3 separate regions of the Homo sapiens genome follow, and regions 2 and 3 are each linked to region 1. Evidence: chromatin loops called from intact Hi-C (ENCODE). Cell type or tissue: GM12878. All regions are shown on one strand.

Region 1 (2,500 bases):
GATAGATTTGTCTTTTGGGTTTCATACTAGCATAATGAGTAGATTGTACACCACAATTATAGTATTCTGGGTTTGTTCATGTAATTAATTTTACCAGTGGATCTTGTATCTCGAAAAGGTTTTTTTTTTTCTTTACCTTAGTATTTTGTTTTTTTCAGATTGAAAAAATACTTTTAGCATTTCTTGTAAGATGGGTCTGGTGGTGATGAATTTTGTTTGTCTAGGAAATGCTGTATCTGTCTTTTATATTTGAAGGATAGCTTTGCTGGATGCAGTGTTCTTGAATAGCAGCATTTTTTTCAGCACTTTGAAAATATTGTTTCACTGTCTACTGTCCTGTATGATTTCCATTGAAAAGTATATTGCTAGACGAATTGGAGCTCCTTTATGTGTTACTTGCTTCTTTCCTCTTGCTGCTTTTAGGATTCTCTCTTTGTCTTTGACTGTTGAGAGTTTGATTCTTATATGCATTGGGGTAGTCTTATTTGGGTTGGATCTGTTTGGTATTTTCTGAGCTTCCATACCTGGATATTGGTCTCTTTCTCAAGTTTGGGAAAATTTTCTGTTATTATTTCTTTGAGTAAGCTTTCTAACCCTTGCTCTTGCTTTATTCCCTCTTGAACACCAGTAATTCTTAGATTGGTCTTTCGAGGTAATTTTCTGTATCTTGTAGGCATCTTTGTTTCTTTCATTTTTTTTTACTTTTTGCTCCTCTGTGTATTTTCAAATAACCTATCTTTGAGCTCACAGATTATTTCCTCTACTTGATCTATTCTGTTGTGCAGAGCCTTGAATGAATTTTTTAGTTCAGTAAGTATATTTCTCAGTTCCAAGATTTGTTTGATTTTTAAGTTATTTCAATCACTTTATTAAATTTCTTTAATTACTGAATTACTTTTTTGTGTTACTTTGGAGACCACTGAGTTTCCTTAAAACTATTATTTTTAATTCTTTATCCGAGAGCTCACATATTGCTTTTTCACTAGGGTCAGTCACTGATTCCTTGCTTTGTTTGGGCAGGTCCTGCTTCTCTGTTTGCTGTTGTTTCTTGTGGATGTACATCTATGTCTTTGCACTGAAGGATTAATGACCTCTCCCAGTCTTCTCTGTCTGGTTTTTGTTTTGTTTTGTTTTCACTGGGTATGTTTGCTTGAAGATTATTCGTAATTTACCTGGTGGTTTTTTTTTTTTTAAATTTTTCTCCTAGGTTGCTGCCTTCTTTTCGGCACTAGGTGGTGCTATAACCCAGGTTGGCCTTGGCTCTAGTAAATCATCAGAGCACTGCCCTGTCCTAAATAGGGAAAGTCCTAAGGGGGATTCCCCAGCAGTGTGGGAAGGTTGGCTGGGGGTTTGTGCCCAAGGGACCTGTGGAACATACTTCCTGCAGTGTGATGCTGCTGAACGGCCACTTGATTTGTCTGAGTTACCTAGCACAGTTTCCAGGGCTGAGGACAGTAGTTTCCTACTGTCCTCAAGGACGTTTCTCCCTCCAGACACTTGTGAGGCTTCTCGTGGATTGAAGCAGGGACAGATCTCCTGCTGGGGAACCCAGGATAGTGGGGAAGCTGGTTGTTCACCTTGCTCTCACTTTTTCTGGTATAGAAACTGTGAGTCAGGAGGAAATTTTCTGCATATTAGAAGATGGGCAGATTGGGGGAAAGATCATCATGGGTATGAAAGTTCAATTCTTGGCTGGGCGCAGTGGCTCACGCCTGTAATCCCAGCACTTTGGGAGGCCGAGGCAGGCAGATCACGAGGTCAGGAGTTCGAGACCAGCCTGGCCAACATACTGAAACCCTGTCTCTAGTAAATATACAAAACTTAGCTGGGTGTGGTGGCACATGCCTGTAGTCCTAGCTATTCAGAGGCTGAGGTGGGAGAATCACTTGAACCTGGGAGGTGGAGGTTGCAGTGAGCCAAGACCGTGCCACTGCACTCCAGCTTGGGTGACAGAGTGAGACTCTGTCTCAAAAAAAAAAAAAAAAAAAAGTTTAATTCTTGTACCATCTGCTAAGAATTTTTTCATTTCACTATGCTCTGGAAACTTTCCCATCCTGATATTTGAGTTCTGTGGTATTGCTGGTATTAATTTTGGCACTGTCTATTTGTTTTTGGTTTTCTGTTGTGGGGAATGTGAAGCCAGCTTGCTTCTACTTCTGCACCACCATTTTGGAAGCAGAAGTCTCTCAATCTGACTTTCAGCATTGTTATTTGTCTTATAAAATTTTTCAATTTTTTTGAGCTTGTATCTGTCAACATTTTTCTTTGTTTTTCTTATTTTGTAATTTTCAGCTCAAAAATGCTTTCCTTAACCATGATTTAGATGTATTCTCTTATAATTTACTCTAAGAATCTTAGTTTATTTCTTTATAGTCTTTTAATCTATCTTGATTGTTTTTGAATATGGTGCAAAGTGTGTGTACATGGAGGGTGAAGGATTAATTTAATATTGTTCTAATAAATCTATATTTATGAAATAGTTCAGCCTTTTCCACTTATG
Region 2 (2,500 bases), 420 kb after region 1:
ATGCCCAACACGAAATGTTCATTTTGTGAAGACATATGCATCAGCAAAAGTGGACTGCTTATAGCCTGAAGCATGTAAGAGTGCATGGGTCAGCGGTAAAGAGTTGCGGAGGGATATCTTCAGATGGAAGAGAGGTAGCTCATCTGCATTGATGGCAATGCTTTTCTAATCTTTGATATTATATGACATATTTCTGGACTGGTCATCCCCTTTAGGCTAAAAGATGAAGTTTTGAATGCTGAAGTACAGTTTCTTTTTTTTTTTTTTTTGAGACAGACTTTTGCTCTTGTTCCCCAGACTGGAGTGCAACGGCACGATCTCGGCTCACTGCAACCTCCGCCTCCTGGGTTCAAGCGATTCTCCTGCCTCAGCCTCCCGAGTAGCTGGGACTACAGGCATGCGCCACCATGCCTGGCTAATTTTGTATTTTTAGTAGAGATGGGGTTTTTCCATGTTGGTCAGGCTGGTTTCGAACTCCCAACCTCAAGTGATCCACCCGCCTCAGCCTCCCAAAGTGCTGGGATTACAGGCATGAGCCACCGCATCCGGCCTAAAGTAAAGTTTCTTAAGTGATTGCAGCCAGCTTCGTTTGTCTAAGTTTTCTTAAGTCCTCACAGCCTTCTGAACTTGAAGGATCTCTCTAACTCTAGTCAGGGTAAGTCTGACAATGTTTGTAAGTGAAATTATGTTGTCAGAACTATGGCACCTAGTTCTTCCTGATAACCCCTTCATGTAGTAGATACAATATATGAGAGAAAAATTAAGACCTAAATCTCTGGCAAATATTTCCCCAATTTATAAGAAATATCTTGGACTCCCCATTCAAAGACATTCGAAGCACTTTTCTATTCTCCCTATCAGCATTCTAGAAACTGCAATGGATTTTAAACTAGACTTCTTGGATGGCTGGTGTCTTATGGTATTACTGTTTATTAAAATAATGTGCTACAAACTATGCTACTATTTAAACAAATACAGGTTGGAAGCAGTGATTAGTACAAAAAGAACAAAGCAGGTTACTAATTTTTCCCTAAGTCAGTCAGAATTTTTGGTCTGAAGGCATTTAATACTTCAGGTTTAGGAGAAAAGAGATTGGGGTAAGGGGGGAAAGAGTCTCTCCCAGTCAAACAAACAAACAAAAAGATTTGTTTTCAATCTCGCAGGCTTAGAACACAAATGAAAGACCAACATAAAAATACACTCAACTGATTCCTTGGTGTCTTTAAGGAATGTACTCATATACTATATAGAAACAGCCAATCATTGGTCACATTTTTACAAATTAGAGTCATGACCTGAAAGTTAATTATCTTTCTCATGTAATTCTATTCTTTTCACACTTGTTCAGCCAATACATGAAAAGCTTGATATATAGTGTGAGCAGCTGCTTATTTCTCAATCCAGTTGGCAAGACAAAAATATGGTTGGTTTTTAAACAAGTGCAGTCGTGTGGTTGAGGTTCCTAATGTGTAGTCACAGTGCCACCTAGTGGTTATGCAGAGATTAACTATTAAAGATACTGTTTATTACGGCGCAGAATTTCCCTTTATCAAAAGATTTACACTTACTTGGAAACCTTATTGATTCCAAAAGCAACTTGTTGATTAAGAGATGCGATAATTTTGTCTTTCTTTTTAATCTGCATTTGGTTTTCTTGCCACCGAAAAGTCACTGTTCTCAACTGTCTTTTGAAATCCTGATCAATAAAAAATATTATTTCAGATAATTATGTTCAAGTCACCAGAAATTGAAAGAAAAAAGCAAACTAAGTTCTTTTCAAACAGAAAGCACCAGTAAGTTTAATATTTGAAATACTTCTCACTTCCATCAGATCTAATGGCAAAAATACTTACTTCACACTGATAGTGCAATTTATAAAGCTGCCTTTGACGAGCAAGCCTTTCCTTTTCAGTTTCTCCATAGTCTGTAGTTACTTTGCCAGCTGAGCCCTATTGAGCACAGGAAATATGCATGTATTATTTTCCTCAAAAAAAAATTTTAGTTATTTGAAAGGGATTTAAAGTTGCCATCTAACTCCTTTCACGTTTTTTGTCTCAAGTCAAACACTCAATTTAGATAAACCCACCTCCCCTCAATTACAGCATTTAATAAACAGTACCAGTTACTTGCCTGTTGCTGCTGCTGCTGGATACCACTACCGGCATGCTTACCATTTCTTTTTTTTTAATTATTATACTTTAAGTTTTAGGGTACATGTGCACAATGTGCAGGTTTGTTACATATGTATACATGTGCCATGTTGGTGTGCTGCACCCATTAACTCGTCATTTAACATTAGGTATATCTCATAATGCTATCTCTTCCCCCTCCCTCCACCTCACAACAGGCCCCGATGTGTGATGTTCCCCTTCCTGTGTCCATGTGTTCTCATTGTTCAATTCCCACCTATGAGTGAGAACATGTGGTGTTTCGTTTTTTGTCCTTGCGATAGTTTGCTGAGAATGATGGTTTCCAGCTTCTTCCATGTCCCTAAAAAGGA
Region 3 (2,500 bases), 170 kb after region 1:
TACTTTCATCCATAAGACCCAAATCAATCTGTCTGAAATTGAGAGCAATATCTGTTTTCTGGGTCTGGAATTCTTATGATCATGACCACTACAATATTTTCTCCAATGGGCTCATTGCATCTGTTGTGATCTAATATGTTGAATGGATCCCTGTATGCTGTATAAAATAGGGCTTCAGTCTTTATTCAGTTCATTTAATTTCCAAGTCTCATTACCCAGAACTGACATACAATCTTTTCTTTTTATTTACTTTTAACAACTGGTACAGGTTGGATAGCAACCGACAACACATCCCCAAATTCTGTCACATCGGAGCAGAAATGTTGCAAAATGTATTTGCTTCCAGAAAAGTTGACCTCTTTCATTTAATGTCTTTTTGCAGGCGGTACAAGCCCTCAATGGCCAGCAAACTCTGAGTCCTGAAGAATTCATCAACTTGGTGTTCCATAAGATCGATATAAACAATGATGGTAATGGAGCTACTCTCTACTGGATCACTTTTCCTACAAAGTAGGAGATGGTGGTAGTGGGGAGTGTTATTTAGACAAAAGCAGGAACCATTCAAGAGAACCCTAGTTGTGACTTAGGCTTCATAATGGGACCAATCCAATGTTCTCAGTATGATTCAATTGAGTAAATATTTATTGATCATATTCATTTCCAATGTGTGGTGCTTGACATGTTGGGATATATAAAGAGTAAAGGTGAGATGAGCAAATAAATCAGAATAATATAGGATGAAGTAAGTACCTTCTGCTGTTTGCTCTGAGACACATTCTATTAATCAGTTCCTCTCCACTGGAGAGGAAAACTCTCCAGTAACAGAAAACTTGAGCTTATAAATAAACTCAAGTTTTCCCTACTGCAGAAAACTTTCCTTCATTTATGCTATCTTCTTCTACTATCAGGCTTTTTTCTTCCTTTGGACTAAACATTTCTGGAGAAGAGTCCACACTTGCCTCCATTTCTGCTTTTTCTACCTTTTCTATCTACATTTCTGCTCTGATTATTTCTCCATCTGCTCTTTCTACTCTGTAATCTGGGTTCCTGTTTAGCTCAGAGGAGGTACCTTTCTTCTTCAGAGGTAGGAGTGAAGAGAGAAGACACAGACAGCCCAAGAGAAATGAGTGCTTCTACCATGTAGCTTTGATATCAGCAAACAGGTAGGTGAGCATAAAGACTTGAGATTGAGGCAGAAGATCTAGGAATGGTCCTTGAAAAACAGAAAATTTGACATTGTTAAAAATATAGGATATTAGTAAAAGGTTTAAGAAAACGGATAAGAGGCATTGGCATGCCAATCACAGTTGTCATCATTCCAAAACTCCTTCCAAAGGCATCAACCTGCCCACCATGCATCACTTCTTCTGGTGGACACAAGAGGGCAGTAGAGACACATGTTCCCATGTTGAGTGTGACAGGTTGTACTAGTAAAATGTGGCAGCTCAGCGTGGCAGGATGGGATGGTGAGGCCGGGAGGAAGCTCAAATGCAGCCACTGCTGCAAAAAAGCCAAACGACTGGACAAGAGTATACTGCTCAAGAAAGAAATTTGAAGATGCATCAGTTGCATCAATCTTCTTCTCTTAAGCACCTCGGTGTAGATCTGCCTCTCCTGAATCTCAATTCAGTATGCTCACTTACTAGTATACTGACATCAAATAATGAAACATGTCAGTACATGTGAAAGCTTGTAAGAAACAGAGTCAGACTACCCAGAGTAGATAAGGAGGCTACGTGCAGCCAGGAAAGGACCAGAGAAATGGAGAGTGGAGGGTCTGATGAGGACAATGAAGACTTTATTTGGAATATGCCACTGAAAATCGTGGTCATCGAACTGGAGAAATGCTGTAGATTTTATTCTGTTTCACTTTGTTTTTAATCTTAGAGGTGCTGCAGGATGGCAGGGATTGGAGTAGAGTAAATCATCCATTTCAGCCTGGGGCTGAAAGCACTGATGTAGAAGAATGAGTACTCCGGAAGTAGATGGGACATCACAAAGTTTTAAGACTTGGTTTATACAGTGACTTTCAAAAGGGCAGGTCAAGAATGTTTAATAATATCCATGAACACTGCTTCTAGTGCTAGGAGTGAGGGGAATAGGAAAGTGACCTTCCTCGGAGAAGTACGAAGATTTTGGTATTCTTAGGAAAACACTAAGATTCTATTAGTTTGAGGACACAGATAGTGTATTCGAGAAAACATGAATATGATTCAGGACTTTTTGTTTACTATCCAAGAAGGTTCCCCAAGGGCAAAGTATAAGGAATCGATAAAATGGGGACTGTGATTAGAAAGGAACTTGAAGTAGAAAGGGCTGGGTTAAAAGAGACGTGAATTCAGAAAAGAGAAATTGTGCCTGGGCAATAGCTGAGGTTACCTGAAGTTAGAGAGATGAGCTCTTTCACTTACAACAATAAGTCAGCGACAGAAAAAAGGAGATGAATTATGGTTTCTAGAATAGTTTATAAAACTAAATACACTAATTGTTTCCTCTTATA

What was found. Peaks named below come from ENCODE experiments on the same cell type or tissue, not always from the same donor. Only the 100,000 strongest peaks of a DNase experiment are listed, where the experiment ranks them.
Region 2: a loop joins it to region 1, with 8 times the contacts of the local background. A loop is called at or near these places in 32 of 110 quality-filtered maps.
Region 3: it touches region 1 in a loop (3-fold over the local background); 12 of 110 quality-filtered maps call a loop at or near these places.

Annotation. Positions count from the first base shown.
Region 1 is chr3:109,080,943-109,083,442 of GRCh38, reverse strand. All of the region lies in intron 8 of MORC1 (MORC family CW-type zinc finger 1), which reads left to right. Among named protein-coding and RNA genes, the nearest start is that of MORC1-AS1, 19 kb to the left of the region's middle. RefSeq lists an enhancer at 1,424-1,593. In GM12878, a CTCF peak has its summit at 1,237 (motif pointing right); a DNase peak (open chromatin) is centred at 1,352; H3K4me3 peaks cover 341 bases; H3K27ac peaks cover 571 bases.
Region 2 is chr3:108,661,326-108,663,825 of GRCh38, reverse strand. It overlaps DZIP3 (DAZ interacting zinc finger protein 3), which reads right to left. Exons shown (of 33, transcript NM_014648.4): 20 at 1,854-1,949; 21 at 1,569-1,696. Among named protein-coding and RNA genes, the nearest start is that of DZIP3, 73 kb to the right of the region's middle. In GM12878, a CTCF peak has its summit at 1,481 (motif pointing left); a DNase peak (open chromatin) is centred at 1,465.
Region 3 is chr3:108,914,097-108,916,596 of GRCh38, reverse strand. GUCA1C (guanylate cyclase activator 1C) reads left to right here. Exons shown (of 4, transcript NM_005459.4): 3 at 383-470. Among named protein-coding and RNA genes, the nearest start is that of GUCA1C, 39 kb to the left of the region's middle. In GM12878, a CTCF peak has its summit at 1,377 (motif pointing right); a DNase peak (open chromatin) is centred at 1,406.